Regions from separate parts of the Homo sapiens genome. Here region 2 is linked to region 1. A link is a loop called in an ENCODE intact Hi-C map of the cell type or tissue named here. Cell type or tissue: GM12878. All regions are shown on one strand. Links, peaks and the distances in the headings refer to the core of each region. The heading gives the core; the rest is flanking DNA.

Region 1 (12,038 bases), core at 2,593-10,592:
ACTCCACAATGGAGGTAAAGAAGAGTACGTGTGGAATACTGGAGATCCCTTAGGGTGTCTCTTAGTATTACCATGTCCTGTGATTAAGGTCAATGGGAAACTACAACAACCCAATCCAGGTAGAACTACAAATGGCCCAGACCCTTCAACAAGGAAGATTTGAGTCACTCCACCAGGTAAAACCACGACCAGCTGAGGTGCTTGCTGAAGGCAAAGAGAATACAGAATGGGTAGTAGTGGAAGGTATTAATCAATACCAGCTACAACCACGTGACCAGTTGCAGAAACAAGGACTATAATTGTCTCGAGCATTTTCTCCTTATTTTATTAAGAATATGTTTGTGCCTGTATACACTTGCATAAGAAAATATCTTCCTTTTCTTTTCTCTTTCCTTTATCATGTGACATAAGATTTATTGACTTCATATCAGCATTTAAGTGTTGTTAACTTTATGTTATAGCATTTAGGTTAAGGATTAGCGAGCTTCCAGTTGTACGAAGGATAGCTGTATTATGTTAGGTGTAATTATGACCTTATTATTGTCTTTATTTGGAGATTAAGTATGATTTCAAGAGATGTATATGGGTTCAAGTTGACAAGGGATGGACTTGTAATGGTTAATAGTAAGTGTCAACTTGACTGGAATGAACAGTGCAAAGTACTGTTTCTGGGTACATCTGTGAGGGTGCTTCCAGAAGAGATTAATATTTGAGTCAGTGGACTGGGAGAGGAAGACCCACCCACACCATCCAATCAGCTGCCAGCGTGGCTACAAAAAGCAGGAGGAAGAAGGTGGAATAAGCTAGCTTGCTGAGTCTTCTGGCTTTCATCTTTCTCCCATGCTGGATGCTTCCTGCCCTTGAACATCAGACTCTAGGTTCTTCGGCCTTTTGACCCTTAGACTTACACCAGTGGGCTGCCAGGAGTTCTTGGGCCTTTGGCCACAGACTGAAGGCTGCACTGTCAGCTTCCCTACTTTTGAGGCTTTGGGACTTGGATTGAGCCACCAGTGACTTCCTTGCTCTTCAGCTTGCAGAAGGTTTATCGTGAGATTTCACCTTGTGATCATGTGAGTCAATTCTCCTTAATAACTCCCTTTCATATATACATCTATCCTATTAGTTCTTCCCTAGTCTTATCCTCCTCTGACTCTCTTCTGCCTGCCTCTTCTACTGTAAAAGACACTTGTCATTTCACTGGGCCTACCCTGATAATCTAAAATAATCACCGCATCCTACATCTTAATCACATCTGCAAAGTTCCTTTCGCCTGTAAGATAACATATTCTCAGGTTCCAGGAATTAGGGTGTGGAGATAATTAGAGGCCATTATTCCACCTACTGCAATAAGTTACTCAGTACATCCCAATAATCTAGTATTCTAGTTGAGGTTTCATCAAAATTTACAGAGAAGCAATACAGTTATCTAAGCTACTTACATTTCAAATTTAGCCACAACAGATTACTCTAGCCCTCTCTTTCAAAAAAAAAAAAAAAAATCTACTGTAGGGCATTAATTACTTTCAGTAAACACCTACACAGCCCCAACTTAATTACAATCTTTCTACTTATATTTTATTATATGTGGATTTGTGTTTTTTTAATTAAAAAATAATGTATTCTGTCAAAAATGCAAATTAAGTCATAAATACCAACATTGATTTTACAAGAAATTACTAAATATCTTTCCTTTGATTACAAACCTCAATAAAGATATTCTGGCTTTAGAAATATTAATTCACTAATCCCATTCACTCTGGATTTACTGAAAGGAAAACAAAAGTATTTCAAAGGGCTTGCCACTGTGATGGACATTTCATTTAGCAAGTAGAGAAAGAAACAGATTTTTATGCTTCATGTTGTTCCTATTTATACATTCTTTTTCTTCTATTCTAACTTTTATTTTGGGTTCAGAAGTACATGTGCAGGTTTGTTATATAGGTAAATTGCATGTTGCAGCGGTTTGGTGCACAGATTATCTTGTCACCCAGTTATCAGCATAGTACCCAATATACTGTTTTCTGATCCTCACCCTCTTCCCATCTTCCACCCTCAAGTAGGCCCCGGTGTCTGTTGTTCTTTTCTTTGAGTCCATGTGTATTCCGTGTTTAGCTCCCACTTATAAATGAGGGCATGTGATATTTGGTTTCTGTTCCTGTGTTAGTTTGCTTAAGACAATTGCCTCCACCTCCATCCATGTTGCAGCAAAGAACATGATCTCATCCTTTTGTTGTTGTTATTGTTGCTTTAAAACTTTTTTTTAATTTTATTATTATTACACTTTAAGTTTTAGGGTACATGTGCACAATGTGCAGGTTTGCTACATATGTATACTAGTTCAACCATTGTGGAAGTCAGTGTGGCGATTCTTCAGGGATCTAGAACTAGAAATACCATTTGACCCAGCCATCCCATTACTGGGTATATACCCAAAGGATTATAAATCATGCTGCTATAAAGACACATGTGTACGTATGTTTCTTGTGGCACTACTCACAATAGCAAAGACTTGGAACCAACCCAAATGTCCAACAATGATAGACTGGATTAAGAAAATGTGGCACATATACACCATGGAATACTATGCAGCCATAAAAAATGATGAGTTCATGTCCTTTGTAGGGACATGGCTGAAACTGGAAACCATCATTCTCAGCAAACTATCGCAAGGACAAAAAAACAAACACCACATGTTCTCACTCACAGGTGGGCATTGAACAATGAGAACACATGGACACAGGAAGGGGAAGATCTCATCCTTTTTATGACTGCATAGTATTCCATGTGTATGTGCACCACATTTTCCTTATCCAGTCTAACAATGATGGGCATTTAGGTTAATTCCATGTCTTTGCTATTGTGAATTCTGATGTGATGAACATACATGTACGTGTGTCTTTATGGTAGAACAATTTCTATTCCTTTGGGTATATACCCAATAATGAGATGGCTGGATAGAATGGCAATTTTGTTTTAAGTTCTTTGAGAAATTGTCAAACTTCTTTCCGCAACAGCTGAACTAATTTACATTCCTATCAACAGTCTATAAACATTTCCTTTTCTCTGCAACCTTGTCAGCATCTGTTATTTTTGACTTTCTAATAATGGCCATTCTGACTGGTATGAGATGGTACCTCATAGTGGTTTTGATTTGCATTTCTCTAATGATTAGTGATGTTGAGCATTTTTTCACATGCTTATTGGCCATATGTATGCTTTCTTTTGAAAAGTGTCTCTTCATGTCCTTTGCCCACTTTTCAATGTGGTTGTTTTTTTGTTTGTAAATTTTCTTAAGTTCCTTATAGATTCCAGATATTAGACCTTTGTCTATAAGATGCATAATTTGCAAATATTTTCCAGCATTCTTTTATTAAACAGTGAAATGTATCTATAAGATATGGCAAAACCACCAAGTAGTAAAACTTGTATGAATTAATCAAGCATTATATAAAAACAAAAAAACCTATTCAAAGATGATCAGGCACCATTACACTAAAACTTAAAATTGGTTCTGTAACCTGATTATACAAATATATTCTTCTAATTAGGGTAGATTGATGAAACCCAGGTATTTAGAATGAGTACTCAGAAAAAAAAATGGTTCAATTAATCAACTCACAACCGCTTCCATAGTTCTTTGTACTGTTGATTCTTCTTTATGTGAAAAATTACTCATGAACAACTCATATAAAAGAAAAGTGGCATCCATAAATATGATAGCAGAATATATATGGCAAAAAATATTCAGCAATTTACTCAAAGGAAAGCTGTTTTATTACTACTTATTTTATAATAATGTTCTTGGTACTGGACAAAAACAAAACAGAAAAGCATGATCATTTTGCTCTTGACAAACACTTATTTTTGTATCTAATATTCACAAAAAAGATGAGTATTTGAAATTATGTATAATTAAATGATAATCCATAATCACTCACCATTAAGTAAAACATATGTTAATTAGAGAGTCTAAACTAATTGCAGGCTGTCAGATACATATGAGTAATACAAATTTCTTATTTTCATAATAGTGTATAATTACGTATTTCACAATAGACTAATGGAATTTCAGGAGCCATCACATTGTATGGTGCCTACTTGTTAAACAACACGATGAATAATTTAGAAAGAACTGTTTCCTCCTTTATGCTATCAAAAATGAATTAAAGCCAAATAAAATTCAGGTCCAGAAACCATAGTCACCTTATATCAGTAATCTAAAGAAAAAAGAAAGATCAGGGTGATTCTTTGTCAGGATGATTTTTATTTTTTAGTAAACGTGTAGTGTTCAAGGACTGAATATTGGTATGAAGCACATCCCTATTGGAGCCTATCCAATAGGGTTTATTGGTTGAAGTACCAAATATACTGACAAAATAATAAATTCATCAATTTTAGTAGTAATTGTCCAAAACACATTGAAAATCAATTATTGGTTTCTTCCTTACACCATATTTTGCTTCTGAACAGAATTAATGCAAATGAGAAGGGCAATAATGTGGAGGAACAAAAATAATATTGTCACACTTCTATCATAGGTATCTTTGGCATGGGCTTTTTTAGCCTTATATCAGATTCCAAAAGACATTACACTCCAAAGGCCATAGACATTCTCAGCTCAGTGGGCCACGAGATGGAACACTGAATGTGACAAGCTCAGTCCACAGAGTCAGTACTCACACAAGCCAGGGTTCTACTGATGACCCAGAAATCCAAGTTACTTTATAAAAACCACAACAGCAACATTGGGTTTTCCATACCCTTGTCATTTTAGTCCTATAATACCATAATAACACAATAAAACTCAGGCAGTACCCACATTATAAATTAAGATCTTACCTTTAGCCATAATAGCAGAAGTTAGAGGCCATCATTCTTTTATCAACATTTATTTAGCACCTACTAAGTTTCAGCACTGGGATGATATACTTTCATTTACTATTTAATCTTATCACATGTTATTTCATTTAGCCTTTAAAGGGGAAAGTCTAAGTTATTTTGCAAGTTAAACATACCAACATTTCTATTTTACAAGGGAAAGTTCAAGTATTTATGTAATTTTTGATTCTTTAATTATTCTAATAATCCCTCCTCATCTCTGGTTTTTATTTTGCCTAGATAAAAATGGTCTATGTTTCACCTAAATTCTCTTAGAGGCAATCATATTTTGTTACTAGTGATACTTGTATTGGTTTTAATTGCTAAGTATTAAAATTATCTTTTTTAAGAATAAAAAGTCAAACATAAAAATAAGAAATCAATCCCTTTGGTCTCGACACATTAGTTCTAATTATTAAGTCTGTGAAAATACATCAGCAGTTCTTTTTTTTTTTTTTTTTTTTTTTTTGAGACGGAGTCTCGCTCTGTCGCCCAGGCCGGACTGCGGACTGCAGTGGCGCAATCTCGGCTCACTGCAAGCTCCGCTTCCCGGGTTCACGCCATTCTCCTGCCTCAGCCTCCCGAGTAGCTGGGACTACAGGCGCCCGCCACCGCGCCCGGCTAATTTTTTGTATTTTTAGTAGAGACGGGGTTTCACCTTGTTAGCCAGGATGGTCTCGATCTCCTGACCTCATGATCCACCCGCCTCGGCCTCCCAAAGTGCTGGGATTACAGGCGTGAGCCACCGCGCCCGGCCAGCAGTTCTTTAATGTAATAACAAATAGAAAATATTTGATATTTTCTGACATGCGAGAGGGAAAGAAAATAGGAAAGTGTGTAATAGGGTATTTTTTTTTTTCAGCCAATCTCAGCATTAGTTAACTTCCTGGAAAGAAAAAGTAGGCAGAAATAGGGGAGCTATTTAATGATAATTAGATGACAAGCTGGGATTCTCAGCTTCTAAAATAAACGAGCCCTTTCTCCAAACCATCTGGGAGCAACCAAATTGTCCTTGGTGTTCCTACTACCACAGAGACTTGTCACTTCAAAACAGAGGGGAAGGGCCTGAAAACACATACATGAAAATAGCTCACTGGACTGAGAAATCGTGCTGCAGCCTTGTTGACAGGTCTGAGAATTACAGTTAGGTCATTAACAAGGACTTCAAACTGCAGGGGAAGGATCAGCTGTCATCGTGGCTCCCCCTGTAGGGCAATGGCACTCATTAGAATGAGGTGATTGCATTTCTACTGGGCCTTGACAGGCTGTCCTCAGATACCAACCTAAGACTCCCTCTCTTGTTCATCATTATCAGCAAAAGTATCTGATAGTTTTCCCTCCTTGAGCAGATGTGTAAACTAACAGGAGAATACGGCCTGTCAAAATGACAATGTGCATTGATTCCTCTTATCTTGATGTCTTTGGGAGGACAGCTTATCTCAAATTTACAAAAGAAGGAACTCCGTATCAGTGTTTCTTCTCAGTAAATGACAAGGGCAGGCCTGGTGTATAACTAATTGCCTGTTTCCAAAGCAACATTTAAAATGTAATACAAAGCATTCACCCACTATAAACTGATGAGAGACTACATTTGCTTTTCAATAAATAAAGGCACATTATTTAGAAGGGATTAAAAATACTGTTGCTATTGCAAAAGTATAAAAATATGCATAATTTAAGTGAAATTACAGCATTATAAAATAACTTTAAGATAAATACTAACCTATAAGTTGGTAAAATTATATATTTACCCAATTAAATATATTTGTGGGCTACAAATAATACTAAGATGTATGTTAGCCATGAGGGAAATTTTTTTCTAGACATATATTGGGATTGCTTTAGGATACAGCTCTTAGAAATTCATAACATTTTATTCCTGTACTCTTTACTTTTTCTCTATTTTTATTTCTGAATGCATAAAGGTTGGGACAGTATCATATTTTGTATCAAATGTTGAAAGCTCCCTATTATTTTATAATGTAGGTATTTAATAAGAGTGATTGACCAATGAACAAGAGAAAAAGACAAAATTCAACTCACTGCCTACCACCACCTTCCAGCCATCCCTCCTATACCTATTCTAGAATATAGTGTGAACCTGAAAATTGGAAGGGGAAAGTCGTACACCTGAAAGAAAAAAATAAAAGTAAGTATTATTTATAACTAAGTCCATATTCCCCAAAATGAGCAGCTAAAAATAATACCCTGAGTTCTTTTTCTTTCTTTCTTTTTTAACTTTTATTTTAAGTTCAAGGGTACATGTGCATGTTTGTTACATAAGTAAACTTGTGTCATGAAGGTTTGTTATACAGATGATCTCGTCACCCAGGTACTAAGCCTAGTACCCATTAGTTTTTTTTATTGATCCTCTCCATCCTCCCACCCTCCATCCTCCAACAGGCCCCAGTGTGTGATTTTCCCTTCTATGTGTCCATGTGTTCCCATCATTTAGCTACCACTTATAAATGAGAACATATAGTATTTGGTTTTCTATGCCTGCATTAGTTTGCTAAGGATAATGGGCTCTAGCTCCATCCATGTCCCTACAAAGCACGTGATCTCGTTCTTTTTTATGGCTGCATAGTAGGATGGACTGGGCTCACTCTTTCAGCCCTCCTGCATCTTTGAATCCAGTTCTTAAGCTTAGAGCCTAGAAGCAAATAGCTAGAGAGGAATCATCTATAATTATCTAGTTGTTATGTCTGGGGTATCACATCCATTCTGATCTTGAAGTTTGGATCCATGTTGAAATCAATCTGAACTGTTTGACTCATAGTAATTACTAAGTATGTAACAATGAGCAATCTACAGTATTTAATTTCCCTGTATCTCAGTTTCCTCACCTGTAATGTGGGGATAATGGTATCTATCTCCAGTGTTGCTAGGAAAATAAAATGAGATATTCCACATAAAGTTCTTAAAACAATGCCTGGTACATGGTTAGTTTTCAATAAATGACAGCTATCTTTACAGCGAACACTATTAAATTAAATAATGACTAATAACTATGGTTCAGGCCAGTTCTTCAAAATGGACACTACACATCAGGTAAACCCCATTAGTAAATTATTTTCTGGGATTAAAAAAGATAACCCACTGCCGTAAGATTTTGCACACGTCTCCAAATATGATCACTCTGACTTCTATGAAGTCAAATAAACTCTGAGATCCTGGCTGAATTCTATTCAGACAAATCAATTCCTCTGTTTAGATGATATGTCCTTGAAATGTGTAGCCTCGAAAACAAAAATATTTAGAAAAATGTGGGCTTTGTTGTGATAATTCTCTTTTACAGAGGAAGGGCTGGAGTACAAGAAACACATAACTTACTCTGATAGAGTTGACGCATGCTTTGAATTTTGAGTGCTTTATCTCTATTCTTAATATAGACTATTGATAGGTATTCCCAAATTTATTTGCTAGCTAGCTGTGTAAATAGAAAATACTACATTCCTCCCAGAATACCGGATTTTAAAATTAGAAAGCTCTTCTCCACCTGCCTTCCCACCCAGCCATCCCCCTTCAAAAAAGAAAAAAGGGACCAAAATTATTACTTCAGTACCTGTCTGTCAACTTCAGAGTGAAGGAAAAGAGGAAGCAATCAATGTGACACCAAGTAAATGGTTCATGCCCCCAAACATCAACCGAGTCCCCCATGTGTGTAACGTATAGTTTAGATTGGCATATCAGACTTAAACAAACCGGAGATCTTAATGGGTATTAAGTTTTACAATAATTTCAAGGACAAAAGTAATCAACAGACTCAGACACAGCAGAAAGATCAAGGGCTTTAAGGGCAGTTCTCCAAGTCCTATCTTCCCATGCGAAACATGGACTTCTGGCCCAGAATAATAGATGAAATCTCTAAAAGTGAAGTCTCCAGGGTTACCTCCTATTGCAGCAGGAGTCTTTAATTGTGAAACATCTCCATTTAATATCCTAGAGAATTGTAGAACTTACATGGCATTCTCCAAGATGACATGCCTCATAGATTCTAAAGTCTTTCAAATAATTCATTAGCCAGGGAACAGTACCACTCTCAGACTCAGCCAAGCAGGGACCCTGACCTAGGACCAGCTCCTCAGGTGGTCCTGGAGGGCTCTATGCTTTGAAATCCCTTCACTGAAATGTTCTAAGTCCTCCTCTACAATTTTGTACTGTCCGAAGTTAGCTTCTCAGGCATGGTACCCTGAAACCTCACACCCCTCCAGCAGAGTGCCTTCAAACCTGTTCCTGCATGGATCCTGGTCACCAGAAGCACCTGCCTCAAAATTTTCAGAGTCTCTCTCTGATCACCAGGGCTGGCTTAGACCAACTGTGCTATCTCATCAAGGTGTTACTTCCCAGCACCAGATCCTAAGTGGGTCACGTTGCCAGAAATACTGTCCTCAAAAATGTCCGAGTTCCCCTCTGGTAGTTGGAACTTCCTGGAGTTGGTAGTGCTTTGTAGTTAGGGTGCCACATGTGCTGTGCTTTCCATTTCTTCTCTTTGAGGCACTCTCTGATCCTCTATATTATACGTGAAATTGACCAGTTGCCTGGAAGAACTCTGGGACTTGCATCTTTGATATTGCTGTGTGGTTCAAGGGCACGGTTCTAATTCAAGAAAATCAGCATTAAAAGCAGATTACTCCCAATAGAAAGCCCTAATATTTCTTTTATTAGATCTCATGAGATTCAGTCATAGAATGTGCTTACACACAGATTTTTTTGTGGTTCTCACTCATGTCAGACAGAGGACAAGTTCAGGACTCCGGATTTCTGAAAGTTCAACACAAACCCTTGGGGATAAGCCATTTGTTTGGGCCTGTATTATCAGCTCTCACCTGTGCATGTACTGACAGTGGTGCTCCCTATAGTTTTAGTACCCAAGAGTGGTGGAGGTGGTGGCAGGCATCCCTTACCCTGTGTACCTCCCCTCTAGTGCTAGCACTCAAGGCAATCACTCTACCTCTTCAGCAGGCTCCACACTTCCAAGGTGGCCACATCTATCTCTTCTAAGGATTTTTTTCAAGCATTGCTTTGCAACACCAGTGGGCAATTTTAATTAATGACCTGTCTTACCTCCAATTAATGTGGTGATGTCGTGTTCTCCAGGGTCAGTCTTTTTTTTTTTTTTTTTTTTTGAGACGAAGTCTTGCTCTGTCACCCAGGCTGGAGTGCGATGGCGCAATCTCGGGTCACTGCAACCTCTGCTTCCCAGGTTCAAGCAATTCTCCTGTCTCAGCCTCCTGAGCAGCTGGGACTAAAGGGGCATGCTACTATGCCTGGCTAATTTTTGTATTTTTTTTTTTAAGTAGAGAGGGGGTTTCACCATAATGGTCAGGCTGATTTCAAACTCCTGATCTCAGGTGATTCACCTGCCTCAGCCTCCCAAAGTGCTGGGATTATAGGTGTGAGCCACCGCGCCCGGCTTCTCCAGGGTCAGTCTTAAGCAGATCTGGACAAAGGACAAATATCCCTTGTACAAATGAGATCCTTCTTTTTGCTCTGCCCATGAGTCCCTTGCTTTTTACTTACTGTTGTTGGCGAGTGGAAAGCAGAGATGTTATCAACATTGAAAGACATTACGTCATAGGAACGCAGTGATGATTGCCTGAAGAGTTTAACATGGTTGGAATATGTTCTTCTATATTTATGCTATAACATTCTAAATAATACATTTAACATAACCAGAAAATATGTTATTATTCATATTTTCTTGCATACACTGTGAAAGACTTACATTTGTGGTCATCACCCCCAAAGCACAGTAATAACATTTGAGACAGTCCTTAGAATTCCATATTCATGGGTGGTATGATGGAGAATGCAGCACCCTGAGTAATAACATAATCGTCACTAACAAGATGGCATTAGGGAACTATAGAACCAAGAAGATCAGTGGTGTTTCAATACAAATAGGTTTGAAGATCCATGACATTGTGAATAATAACAGTAAAGCTACATTTTTCTTGTGGTAGAAAATATAAAATTTGCCAAGAAGGACACATTTGACAAGAAAGCACATGAAGAACATGGCTCCTGGAATTGAACAAAAAGAAAAGATGACTGGGCATTATAAAATATTATAATGTGCTCTGATCAGAAAATAAGCAAATATTTCAGTACCACTTCTCTGCTCATTATTATACATTTTCGTCAATATATCTCTATATTTTACATATATGTATTAATTTTGTAATACATTATATATTGAATCAAATTGTTTGTACACCCCCAGTGCATCTCCAGAAAATATTTACCTGGGGCTTCAAATGCCCTAGGGGCAGTCCTGTAGGGAACATCCTCATAGGAATACTAAACAGATAAAGTCTCTTTTCCTTGGGTAATATTATTACTCTATATACTCTAGGTTCCAGTTGACAAAGAGATTTGATGGGATCACCTGCCTTTTTTTCTTTCCCCTTGGGATATCACACAGAATAGAACACAAACAAAACACAGATCAGCTGCTTCAATTCCTTTAATTTTGCAAAGAACCCCTTAAAACACTGCCTATGTTTGGATTCCCACTTCACTCCTTACTAGCTGCATGACATCAGTTATTTAACCTCTTTATGTTTCAATGAACAGTACTTATTACATGTAAAGCATTCATATGTTTCACAAATATTTATTGAACACTCACTATATACCACATAATTGTCTAGGTGGTTGAGAAACATCAGTAACAAAAGCAAAGATTCATATCTTTACGAAAATTCTTCGGAACTTCTTCCCATCATCATAGCCTTTTTCCTATATGCTTTGTAAGTTTTTTCATCTTTAAAGAAAATTCTGCTTAAAACGCAAATATTCTACATGGAAAATACAGTTACACATACCAAACAAGAGCCTAATTATTAGTAAGTATCCAAGTAAAGCTCAGTTGGTAACTAAAACCACAATAATGAGATGCTGGTCAAGTCTCATCAGGTTGGGGCAGTGGTGCACGAGTAAACTGGTGCAAAAGAAAAGTTTTCATGTGTAGATTTTGCTGATTTCTATGAAATATTCCCAGTGTGGCCATTTTCAGGTTACCAACAGTAGCTTGCAACCAGCTTGCAAAATTCCTGAATTTTTAACAATCAGCTCAACAGTATAAGTTGGTCTCAGCTTATCAACTGGGTTGGGAAGAAGTGGGCAGTAGGATCAAAGCAAAGCAGACAGAAAGG
Region 2 (12,038 bases), core at 2,377-10,376, 660 kb after region 1:
TACTAAGTAAGCGCTATGTTTAACCCATTTTACCAACGTGAAAAATAAGGCTTAGAGAAGAAAAGTAACTTGCCATAACTAATGAAGAACACGAAAAGGAACCTAGGTTAGTTAGCTCGAAAGAACAAGCCTTTGTGCATGAGGCAACACTGCCTCCCGTTGGTACTGCCTAAATATAGCTAGTTGATATCGCCTTCCAAGAGTCAGATTCTCTATCAAAATACAGTAACTCTGTTTCTAGTTTCATATCATGCATTCTGCTCATACTAGAATATTATACCTTTGTAGGATTCTTCTTTTCTTTCTGAGAAAGGAGTGATGCTTTAATTATTTATATCTGAGTTTTGCTATCCACTAGATTAACTAAAATGATTTTTTGTAGTTCAATTCACAGCTAGACCTGTGAACTGGCAGCTTATAACTTCCTCTATCATCATTTTTCCATCGAGTGGAAGTCAACATACTTCTTCACCTGAGGTCATGCAGTATAATAAGTGACACAAAAGAAAAATGCAAAACTTAGCTCATTGGTCTCAAATTTCATTATTTATAATAAGCTTTCCTTGTATCTAGTTCCAAATTTTAGACACTTTTTTCCCCTCATGCATTCTCTTTTAAATGATGAAGATGAAAATAGTCTGAATACAATTTCATTGCTACTATGAGCATCAATTTTCAATGAAATTCATCAATCTTCTTCAGTATGAATAAGCTGCTAGCCCTGCAAAGTTAATTGATGAAAGCTGTAATTTGCTTTTCAAACTGAGGATGCTGAGCCAAACCTAAAACTTTAGTAGAAGCGTTCTATATTAGCTGTTTGTAAAACTTCAGCATTTCTTGCTATGTCACCTCCTGAAAGGGCTATCAGGGGAGTCCTTCAACTTGACTGTCCTACAAAACAAAATCTGAATGTAAAATTAAAGCAAAAATGTTGCTGAGGATTCCTCCAGTGATTAAAAATGGAGTTTAGAGAGCTCACATCAACATACATTTTCTATTCAAAATGAAGTTTTTTTTTTGAAAGTTATAAGCAATTAGACAACTAAAAAAAGAAATTCAATTTTGAGGTGATAAAAGGTTAAAGTATTGTGAATCATGAATAACCTAACATGTAAGAAATAAAGAAGGACATGTATAATTTAAAATTAAACTTTTGGGGTTTTTTTCCTGCTACTTCTTACATACAACAAAGACGAGGAAGAGGAGGAGAAAGAGAAAGAAGAGGAAGATGTTGGGCAACATTTATTTAACATGCTCCACAGCCCGGACCCTGGGTAAGCTCTTTGTACAACTCACCTCATTTCACTTTGATTCCATGAGGGAACTGAGGCTTGAAATGGAGAAGCATTTGCCCAACTTCACTCATTGGAAAGGTCCTGATTTGAACCCTGAATGTCTGACTCTGAAGCCCATGTTATGGTGTCTTCCTTAGCATGTATTTCTTTTTTTTAAATTTCAATAGCTTTTTGGGAAACAGATGGTGTCTGGTTACATGAATAAATTATTTAGAGGTGATTTCTGAGATTTTGGTGCACCCATCACCCAAGCAGTGTACACTGTACCCAATGCCTTATCACATATTTCTTAGAATAAGCATAATATATTTATCCTTAGAGAAGCATTTGACTTTTTATGCAGAAGCATCTAACAACAGGCTCTTTCTACAGTTTTAAACTTCTCAGCCAAGATCAGGAGTATATATATATAATAATATGCTTAAACTTTATATATAATAAAATATATGTAATGAAAATATATATTAAAATATTTATAACATATACAGATTTAAAATAAATACAATAAGTGCATCAAACTTTACAGTTTTACCACATGGTACAACCTGATTAGTATAATATTATTTAATAAATAATATAATGATAATGAACACTTAATATAATTCAACTAATCTAAAAGTATTACTTGTGGATTTTCTACTTAAACATTCTTATTAATCTGTTGAAAATGCATAGAGCCAAAAGATAAAAATTTAGGCTCTGGCTGAACTGGATTAAGGTTTTTTTGTTTTTGTAATTTTAGAAGTGTAATGTATGTAAAAATATCATGGTTGAATTCCAGGAGGATTTATGAACATCTAAGATCTTTATCATTTCTTAGGGAATGGAAATCAGTAATGAAATAAGGAAAGTTTTATTGACCATAAATATCTTGCAAATTGAACAAGTAGAACAATGTTTTAACCTTATTCTTTCAGCCCTGAATGTTGCTCACCAGTTTTGAAAATATTTGAAAACTTTTAAATATCTTTCTATATTTTGTAAAGATGATGAACATTTATAAGTTTAAAATTCCCCCATAAAGAATTTTTCCTGTCCAGAATGGTAACTCCTCCTCCTTGATCACCACATTCTGCCTCCACACCTGCTAGCAGTATATCGAATTCTCAACCCCATTTAAGCATGGTGCTTTCTTTTCACATCATCATATTTAGTTTTTAAGCAATCTGCTGCTCTGGATTTTACTTGATATAGACTTTTATGTCTTTGAAAGAAGAAATATTCTAAGATAATATCTTACCACTTATTCATTTAGACATTTCATCTCATGGTCATTTAATCAATGACCATGATATAGATACATCCCTAGTCATTGAACAGAACCTTGGCATACTGATAAGCGATAATGTCTATAAGATACAACAAGCAGAATCATATATTCGTGTCTGTGATGATGTACTACCAAACTCACTTGGGTACTTTTAATGTATGATCTCAGAATCTGTGAGAGTAACACCTAAGAATCCATACTTATTTTCTGCACAAAGTTACAGAATTATTGGGTTAAGATTCAAGTCTTTTTCTTTTGTCCACTGTCTACCATTTTTGTTGTAGATTTAGTAAAAAAAAAAATTACTTGAGACAATCGTTCGAATTAATACAGAATATACATAGGTACAACAGGTACAATAGGTATACTGTCTTGTATATTTCCTGTGAAATATACAAGAAAAATAAAGGTTCAATAGGTATATTGTCTTGTGTCTTCCCTGAGAAGACTGAGAAGAGGGTATAGCTAAATGAGTTAGGGGTTTGATTTTAAGGGACCTGACTGGGACATTCAAAGTAAATAGTCTCAGTTAATATGTAATAATGTAAGGCTGTGGTAAACATAGTTCCTATCTCTACTGCCCCCAATCTAAAAAGGTATACCATCCACAGTCATTTCTTGGCAGTCAGGTGATATCTGTAGAGTACTAGGTTATGTATCCTTAGGAGAAACATCTACCAAAAATGGACAAAACTCTTCTGCCCACATGTTCATGAACTCTAATTTTCATACACTATATCTCACTCCATATGGAACTCAAATGAGGGCCATGCAGAAACTGCCGCCAATATGATTAATGAGTGAACTCTACACTGCCTGTCAATTTCTTTAAAAAAAAAAAATGAGTCAGAATATAACAAAATCCCTATATTGGGATAGATTTTACAGATTTTAGGTCACTTGTTCAAAGTGACTTACAGACATAATTAGAACCAAAACCAGGTGATTCAATCCTTACCCAGTGGGTATTTCATAGCACATTGACTATGATTATAGTTTTAAAAAGTTTGGACCATATGCTCCTGTCAAATCATTCTTTTTTTTAATGCATCATGATGACCAAAACTTCCCAAACTCAACCCTATAGAGAAACTCAGCAGTGCCTTATCTGTGAAGGGCCCATATTTGTGGAACCTCTTAGCTGCTGGAGTTTAGCAGAAGCACAATTCACTGTCATCCAGTCAGTTTTCAAGATGTCTCTTTAGATTGTCATTTTATTGACAGTAATGTGTTGCTGCTGCTTTACATCAAACATGTTAATTACTTGAGTCTGGAGTTTTGAATTTTTGCCCTAAAGTGATTTTAGCTGAAGCATTATTTTGTTTTGTTTAAATCAGTCAAATAAAAGAGAGAGAGAAAAATTACTAAATGGAAGCCCACAAGTATAATAAAAGAATGGAAACCACAGAAATAGCAAGTTTGAAGTTTCATACCTATCTAAAAAATAAATAGAATAATCCAGCTTCTTCGTGCTATTCTATTAGAAACTTCCACTACTCTGGGACATTCCATCTCAAATTTAAAAAGCTCCGAAACCATTCTTCACTAATCCTCTTTGCTAGGGTCATAAAAGACTTCATAATATGTATAAAATAATTACAATCTTTGAAATTATAAATCTCATTGTAAACTTATTTTTTTAAACGTTAATTAAAACCCCAATGTCCCAATTTCCCCTTAAAAGACCATATAGTATAGGACAATGAGCACTCAAGCCCTTGAGTTGCTAAAATTTAAAAATTGCTGACAATAACATGGTCTTTTTTAAGACTACAGTGTCCATTGATCATAGTGACTTCACAGTTTTCATTTCTCTCTTATTTGTACTCTAATTAGCATTTTGCGTGAGTACTAATGAATGTTGTTAAATTTTAACAATATCTATTAGACTTTGTTTCCTGCAAAATGTAACTATATCTCAAGAAATAACAACTGCATTACTCCATCATCTCAAAAAACCTGTATTAGCATTTCTGCAGATTTATGGTTAATAATTGTACTTCTTTATCTCTATCTATTCCGTTGCCAACAAGCATACACGTATACATTTACACTTTCACACACAGACCAATATTGGATTTTTTCAAATATTTGCCAACTGCTAATAGTTTTTACCAGTTTATAAATATTTAACTAAGTCTAGCCACACTGATTTGCACCTGCTTTCCAAGGATTTTTTCTTCTTCTAAGACATGTCATATAACTAACATGGTAAATAGCGTGATACATTTTTAGAATTATTTTCACAGAAATAACCAGAAAAATATCGATTAGGCAAGTAAAATTCTACAACCTTTTATGATAATCAGAGCCAAATGACATTTAAGTAGTTCTATTTTGTTCTGTCATTTCTCCTGTTCCAATATTTTCACCTGTAAGTTTAAGTTACAGCAAATTCTAATGAGTTCTTATCCGTATGATGACTTCTTAATATGATAGTGATTAACATTTAGTAACCACTCTGTATGTGTCGGGTGCAGAAGAACTTTTTTATACTATGAACTTTTAACGCATTATTTTATTTAATTTTCACAACATTCCTTTCAAGTAGGTACCATTATCACTCACCTTTCAGTAGATGAGGAAACAATGACATGGCAGCAGCACAGAAAGAACGAGAGTCCATGCCTGATCCCTTAATGACTAGGCTGCTTCTATTGAACACCATTTTGAGAGTACCAGAGAGCAAAATAAGGCATTTGTATTGGCAATTCAAGAAATTTTAGGGTTAAATGTGGAACAAAATGGGAACACTGAAAAGTGGTACTCCTGTAATATGTGTGTGAAATGAAAAGTTACATTTTCATTTTCACTTCCCCAGCATAACAACTCTTCATATCTCTGAGTTTGGGCCTATATTCAGGCAACTTTTTTGAAAGGCAAATTTGCTGGAGGATACCTTCCTTCATTCATGCATGCACATACCTGCCTTTACTATTCGCATCTTGAGCCAATTTTGCAGAGTTGGAAATGATGAAACTCCAGGTAGGGGAGAGACAAAAGTCATATGATTTTCCTTCTCCCACTCCCTCTGTGTCCCAATTTCCTGTAAATGTTTACTTCTGTAATCCACAGTTCAAATTTATTGTAGAGAATGAAACAATTTCTTTTGTTATCTGCTTTAGATTTACCAAACTCTACATTTTGTTCTAGAAATTGTTCTCACTTCTGTTGATAATGCTCCATGTTTATATATTTTGATATGATGTCACTTTAGTAACTAATACCATCACTTCTATTGAAGCTGATATCAATTTTTTAAAAGGCTGAGGGGACATTATATGTGAAACTACTTAGTATGGTTGCCAGCAATAGTTGTAAATCATGCTAAATAACAGAAAAGTCTCATCATTAATCCCCCTATCTAGTCTTTTTGATTCGGGGAGCAAATGCTAAAGAAAAATTTTTAAATGTGGAGAAAAGGAAAATTAATAGCAGGGATGAAAAGTGTGAAGGACTTGTCACAAGCGATGAGATGTTAATGTATTCACAATAAGCTGTAAGCTACACTTCCTATCAAATTAAAAATATGCATAGAAATACCCAGCCTCGCATCTCATTGGAAGCAGGGCAAAATCTATTTAGAACGAGAGGGTCATGGCTTCTAGAACAGTGGGGAAGACAGAAAAAGAAAGCAGAGAGAAGGGGACAGTCTCTCACACAAAAGAGGAAGAAAAACAAAAAGAAGAGATGGGGAGTTCCAAATATAATGGCTGTTACAAGTGATTTGAGTCTAAAATGTGAATCTACTTGCCAGAATGCAAAGAGCAGAGAGGCATGACCATAGAATTCCAGAAGCTCCCAGTCCAGAGCTATTTCCTATTTCCTTACTAAAGGTCTCATTGAGACAAAAATATATTCTTAACTCTGTAGACTGTAAATATGTGTTTTCAAATAAAATAACCACAAAACCTTTGAAGTGCCCTTTAAAAATTAATTTGATTCTTCTTCATGAAATAAAGAATTCTTATGTCAATAGGCTGAAAAATTACAAAACAGATGTCAAATAACCTTCATTTTGCAACAACCTTCTATGAATCTGACATCTAGTTATTTCAGTTAACATCATGTATAAAACTCAGAAACTCCGAAATTATGCATCCAAAGAATGGAATACTAATTCATGACAGCATGTTGAAAAGAGCAGATAGAACAATACACCACAACAGTACATAAATTGACCAAATGAGACTGCATACGTTACCATCTTCCATGACAACAGAAACTTACTGACGGACAATTTACATCTGGTTTGCTCCCTTATTCTGCAAATCACAAAAATGGGTTGCTGTAGCAACTGCCACATGCAATTTAGCTGGCTGGGGGGAAAACACCCTTAGAGTACTTTCTAAGAAACAAATACAACATGTATTTTTGTTGTTCCTCCTATCCTAAATTGAACAAATCTCCTGACAGGTCTATTTTCCCATAGCTTTAAAAATGGGCTTGCTCTCTGTTGTTTGCATTTGTATTATGTGTACTAACAATTTATGCAAAAGGTGAAAAGAAAAAAAAATCCATAAAAATATAAAAGAAATAGATAGAGATGCCTATATCTAGTCACATGAATGTGATAGGGCCATTGTCTTTTATAGCATCCCCACTTTTTATCACTGACAGCTCTTTTAGCCAGTTTAACTCCACTGATGTATGTATCAAATCTACGCATGACACTCCCAGGAATACACAACATCTCAATTCCTAATGCACCAGCAAGGGCAAGCTTATTTTTCTGAATCAGAAACAAGAGCAAGTACAAATAATAGGCAGTTAATTTTCTTAGAAACATATTTGTAATATCACAGTAACACATAACATAGTCTTTTTCCAAGGATACAGCAGAGGACCTTAGAACATATAATACCAACATTGGTGCACATTGGAGCAGACAAATTAGCACCTACATGCTAAATAAAATGGGAGGAATACTCATCCTTTACCTACTTACTTCTCAATTGGGAACTAAGAGAAGAAGCAAAGTACCTGGAACACTCAAAGCCCTGAATGTGGAACAATTGAAGCACAAGTCATTGTTCTCCTTATTTAATGGCAAGTTTGACAACTTTTCAAACTCTACAGACATTGGTCTGATGTGGGAAGGTCAACTTTTTTGAAGGATCTTAACTATCAGCCCTTGAAATAATAGAAATCTCTTCTCTCTGGAAACTCACTGGTTTTGAGAAACTCTCTAAGAAAAACAGTCCAATTAAAAACAAACAAATAAAATGAAAAACAGATATGTCTTCTACCATCACCATTTTTGCCATGTGGAAACTTCTCATGAACTTCTCACTGCCCCAGGCTTGAGTGAAAGGCTTGCTATTTTGAGGTGGAGACTCAAATAGGGCAAGAGTTGGTGAAGTATGGCTGCTAAGAGATGTGAGGGACTTATAAATAATATTAAGATAACAGGAATTAAAGTCTCGGTGTGTGAAAATACTGTATATCTAGGATGCACATAAAAACTGCCCTTACAGATCTTGCAGGGAAAAGTACCTGACTATACTGTATAAGACTTCTGCTGTACCATTTAATCATACCAAAAAAAATGGAATCAACACACAAATAGATTTCTTTTCCACTGTTCTCAATTTAAAAATAATTGGAGAAATGTGTGCTTTGTTTAGAAGAGTAAAGGAAAACATTCATTCAATAGTACCATGCAGAATGATTTGCTTAATAGCATTTCTAATATGTTATGCATGTATTCAATCTACTTCTTTCTATATTAAAATGCAAAAACAATTACTCTGGATGTAAATCCTAGAAAACAATCAAAGTTTCTATTAAATCAGAGAAGAGACAGTTAAGCTGCAATGTGATTTGCAGATGCTCATGAATAGACAATACTTAGAATCTCTCTCACTAGAATGTGAAAAAGATAGGTGGGAGAGATTCAGAAACTTCCTTCTTTCCCCTTTCCCTCTCTCTCCTTCCCTCCCTTCTTCCTTCTCTCTTTCCTCTCCCATTTTTACTTTCTTTTTAGACAGACTTTGAAGAAAAGTTTTTATATAAAGTCTAATAATTTAAATTATATGGGCATGTAAAATTGCCTTATATTACAACGCCAGCCCTACAGCAGGTAGAAAATTCCTTTCAACATTCTGTTGTAAACAGTTTAGATTCAACTGATCAGTCACAGGGGAATATGGGCAGTTTCAACCTCTTACCACCTTTGTCTCTAAAAAGAAATTCTGGATAGTTCTTTGTATACTTATATTAAAGCCATTTCTGTTCATTAAAAACTCAATATAAGCATGTTGAAGAAGGGGCAATGGAACATGAAGCAATGAATAAAAAGATTCTGTGCATGTATAACAAGCATTCTGTATTTTACTTTATCTGAATAGAATTTTAGAATCTACATGCTTTAATTGGGGCACTAGTAAAGTAATAATCTCAAATATGAAATACAATAGATGCGTTTCATGCTCTGATTAAATGTCAAGGCCACAGATTTGTTATTTCAGATCTAGTGAGTAATAATTTTGTTGGCTAATAATGAACTCCCAAAGATTTATTTGCAACATTTGGCTGTTGCAACATTTCAAAGCTCTTGGTCAAGCTGTAGTATTTCCAATTCTGCAGATAATATTATAGACTCTAGCATGCAAAGCTTAAACTTTTAAGTAAATTTTACTAGTTTCATGTGTGCTGCATAGATTTAGAGTTCTGCTGAAATTTTGCACCAAAAATATTTCCCAGTCTCAACTTACAGCAGATATTGTCTTGATTTGCATCAACTTTTTCTTAACCGAGTATATATGGCTTTCTTTACAATACTGTTTTTGTTTTTATTGTTGTTGTTGTTGTTTTCTCCTAAAGTACAGTGTCTTCTGTAAGTGTCACTTTCTAGTGCAGATTCTTAACCCCAGTCTGGGTTTGGAGACAAAAACCTCACAGATTGTTGATGTATTCCATTTGATCACTATCAGCTGGCAACAAGCATGGTCTGGCCTGCAGCCACATCAAACCAATTTTCTAGAGGACTTTTCTCAGTACTTAACACTCAATTATATTAATGTTTATTATTGCTCTTTTTGTTGTTGATACAGCTTTTTACATTAATTCTGAAAGTCTGTGGCACTTTCAATCATTAAGAATACATTTTAACCTAAATTACATGGTTTTCTATGTTCTCCAAATACAAATGTCACAAATTTTAAGAAACTAATCTGTATATATTATACCCCCACTACACTGTGCTATTACTAGAGATATAATATATAAAAATCAATTGAAAACTATATCTCAAGTAAAAAAGATATACGAACAAAACATACATATCTCCATTAGTTTCCTCACAACAGATTTATTCGAGATATAATGAGAGTAGACATTGGCTTAGAAGAAATTTATGATTCTTTTTAAACAATCACAGATTTAATTATACCCTTCTAAAGTGGGTATTGTTACACTTTTGTAATCTCCTGAATTTAAAAAAAACATATTTATTTCTGTTTGCCAAGCTTACATCATCACTCAATAGTTCATGCATACAAACCACATGAGTCAATTCAGCATTCACCAACAAAACAAAGGTCACAAATGAGTACCTCGTACAGCAAATTTTTTTAAATGTATAATAAGATGGAAATTTATAATTAAAAGCAACTGATATTCATTCATTCATTCAGTAGATATTTATTGAACAACAATAGCAGGCAATATTCTAGCTAGGCATTGGAGATCCATAGCTCTGAATAAAACGGAAACAACTTTAATAAAGCTAACATTCTAGTGGAGATGATGGGAAGTAAGCAATAAACAAAAAGCAAATAATTTCTAGCAGTCTTAAATGATCTATAAAGAAAACAACATGGTGAGAATAAGAATGACTTTAGGGGATATTTTAAGTAAGGTGGTCCGTAAATAAGGTATTATCAAGAAGAATTAAAGACCAAATTAAAGAACAAACATCTAGAATGTGTAAAACATTTTCAGTACAATTTAACATGTTCATTGCCAGCTACATGATAAACCATTAACTTTCCTTCCATAATTAAGTTTTTTTTTTCAAGTCAGGTTTCCAAGGTATGACGGAGGCACATCTCATACAAGAGCAAGAAAACCCAATCATCATGCTTACGAACTACAAAAGCATCTTAATTAAGTTTTAAAAGAAAGTATCATTTAATTTCACTGTGCAAAGAAGACAAGTCAGCACACAAGTATAGGCTTACTCAGTGAGTAAGACATAGGTCTAGACATGAAGGTGTTTCATTAACAACTAGTAAGGGGGCAATCAAGTACATATATATCTGCGACACAAAGCTTTATTACACAGAGCTCACAGGAAGAGACCTGAAAATGGAGTCAAGGACCTGGAATAGAGTTCAGGAGCCATCACTGATAATGCCCCTTCAACTTTCACCACCTCATGAAATCTCTCTGAGTTATCACCTGTAAAGTGGGTATAACTGCACATGCTGACAGGATTATTAGGGGAATCAGATAAGGTCATATATGAAAATTGAACTGAATTTGTACATTGTAGCACAATATGACTGTGACTACTATCGCTGTTTTCATTGTTTGTTGCTATTGTTATATGATGGAAAACTGAAGTTAATGGAAAGGGCCCTTAAAAAGTCTTCAGGGGCTGGGCGCGGTGGCTCATGCCTGTAATTCCAGCACTTTGGGAGGCCAAGGTGGGCGGATCACAAGGTCAGGAGTTCAAGACCGGCCTGATCAATATGGTGAAACACTGTGTCTATTAAAATTACAAAAGTTAGCCAGGCATGATGGATGAACACCTGTAGTCCAAGCTACTCAGGAGGCTGAGGCAGGAGAATCGCTTGAACCCAGGAGGTGGAGGTTGCAGTAAGCTGAGATCACGCCACTGCACTCCAGCCTAGGCAACACAGTGAGACTCTGTCTCAAAAAATAAAGTCTTTAGGATCTGAACTATACTAAAATATGCAAAGATAAGTAAAGCATCAAAGATCCTATCTGTTCATGGATATTAGACATGAAGACATCATTAGGGAAAATGATATTCTTTTTCAAATCTTTGTTTCTCCACACAATTGATAGGAATCAGTCATTAAAGAAAACCTCAAAACTAATATTTTTCAAGTCCATATTCATTATTATGACAAAGTTTAATTATGCTTCTCATATATTTAGAATAGCTTTTATTCACTGAAATAATATCTTATCTTCCAAGAAAACATAAACAATACCAGGAATGATCACAAATATAGATTATATCTTACTAACCAGTGTCATGAATTAGAATTAACAGAAATCATGAAAAAGTTTTATTCGTTTTTCAGTTTGGATGTTGAGCTCCAAGCCCAAAATGGTTTAGCATAAACTTTACTACATAACTGTCTTGAAGAATATATATAAAAACATAAGTATAAATATCAAACATATAAGTATAGAATACAAATAACTTAAAGTTCAAAGAATGTTTCTACATATATGAAATTAATGTTGAGTAATTCTTGACTGAGCAATGTGAACTA

What was found. A loop is a pair of places that touch in the nucleus more often than their neighbours do. Peaks named below come from ENCODE experiments on the same cell type or tissue, not always from the same donor. Only the 100,000 strongest peaks of a DNase experiment are listed, where the experiment ranks them.
Region 2: a loop joins it to region 1, with 2.0 times the contacts of the local background. A loop is called at or near these places in 4 of 110 quality-filtered maps.

Annotation. Positions count from the first base shown.
Region 1 is chr7:110,436,426-110,448,463 of GRCh38, forward strand. The region is part of intron 3 of LOC105375451 (a long non-coding RNA gene); the gene reads right to left. It overlaps LOC105375450 (a long non-coding RNA gene), which reads left to right. Exons shown (of 3, transcript XR_927862.3): 1 at 1-176; 2 at 6,865-7,027. Among named protein-coding and RNA genes, the nearest start is that of LRRN3, 650 kb to the right of the region's middle. In GM12878, for the core only: a CTCF peak has its summit at 6,083 (motif pointing left); a DNase peak (open chromatin) is centred at 6,039.
Region 2 is chr7:111,098,689-111,110,726 of GRCh38, forward strand. The region is part of intron 3 of IMMP2L (inner mitochondrial membrane peptidase subunit 2); the gene reads right to left. LRRN3 (leucine rich repeat neuronal 3) reads left to right here. Exons shown (of 3, transcript NM_001099658.2): 2 at 1,193-1,274. It also overlaps the pseudogene LOC124901853. Among named protein-coding and RNA genes, the nearest start is that of LRRN3, 14 kb to the left of the region's middle. RefSeq lists an enhancer at 5,296-5,395. In GM12878, for the core only: no CTCF peak of the experiment used is centred there; no DNase peak of the experiment used is centred there; H3K27ac peaks cover 323 bases.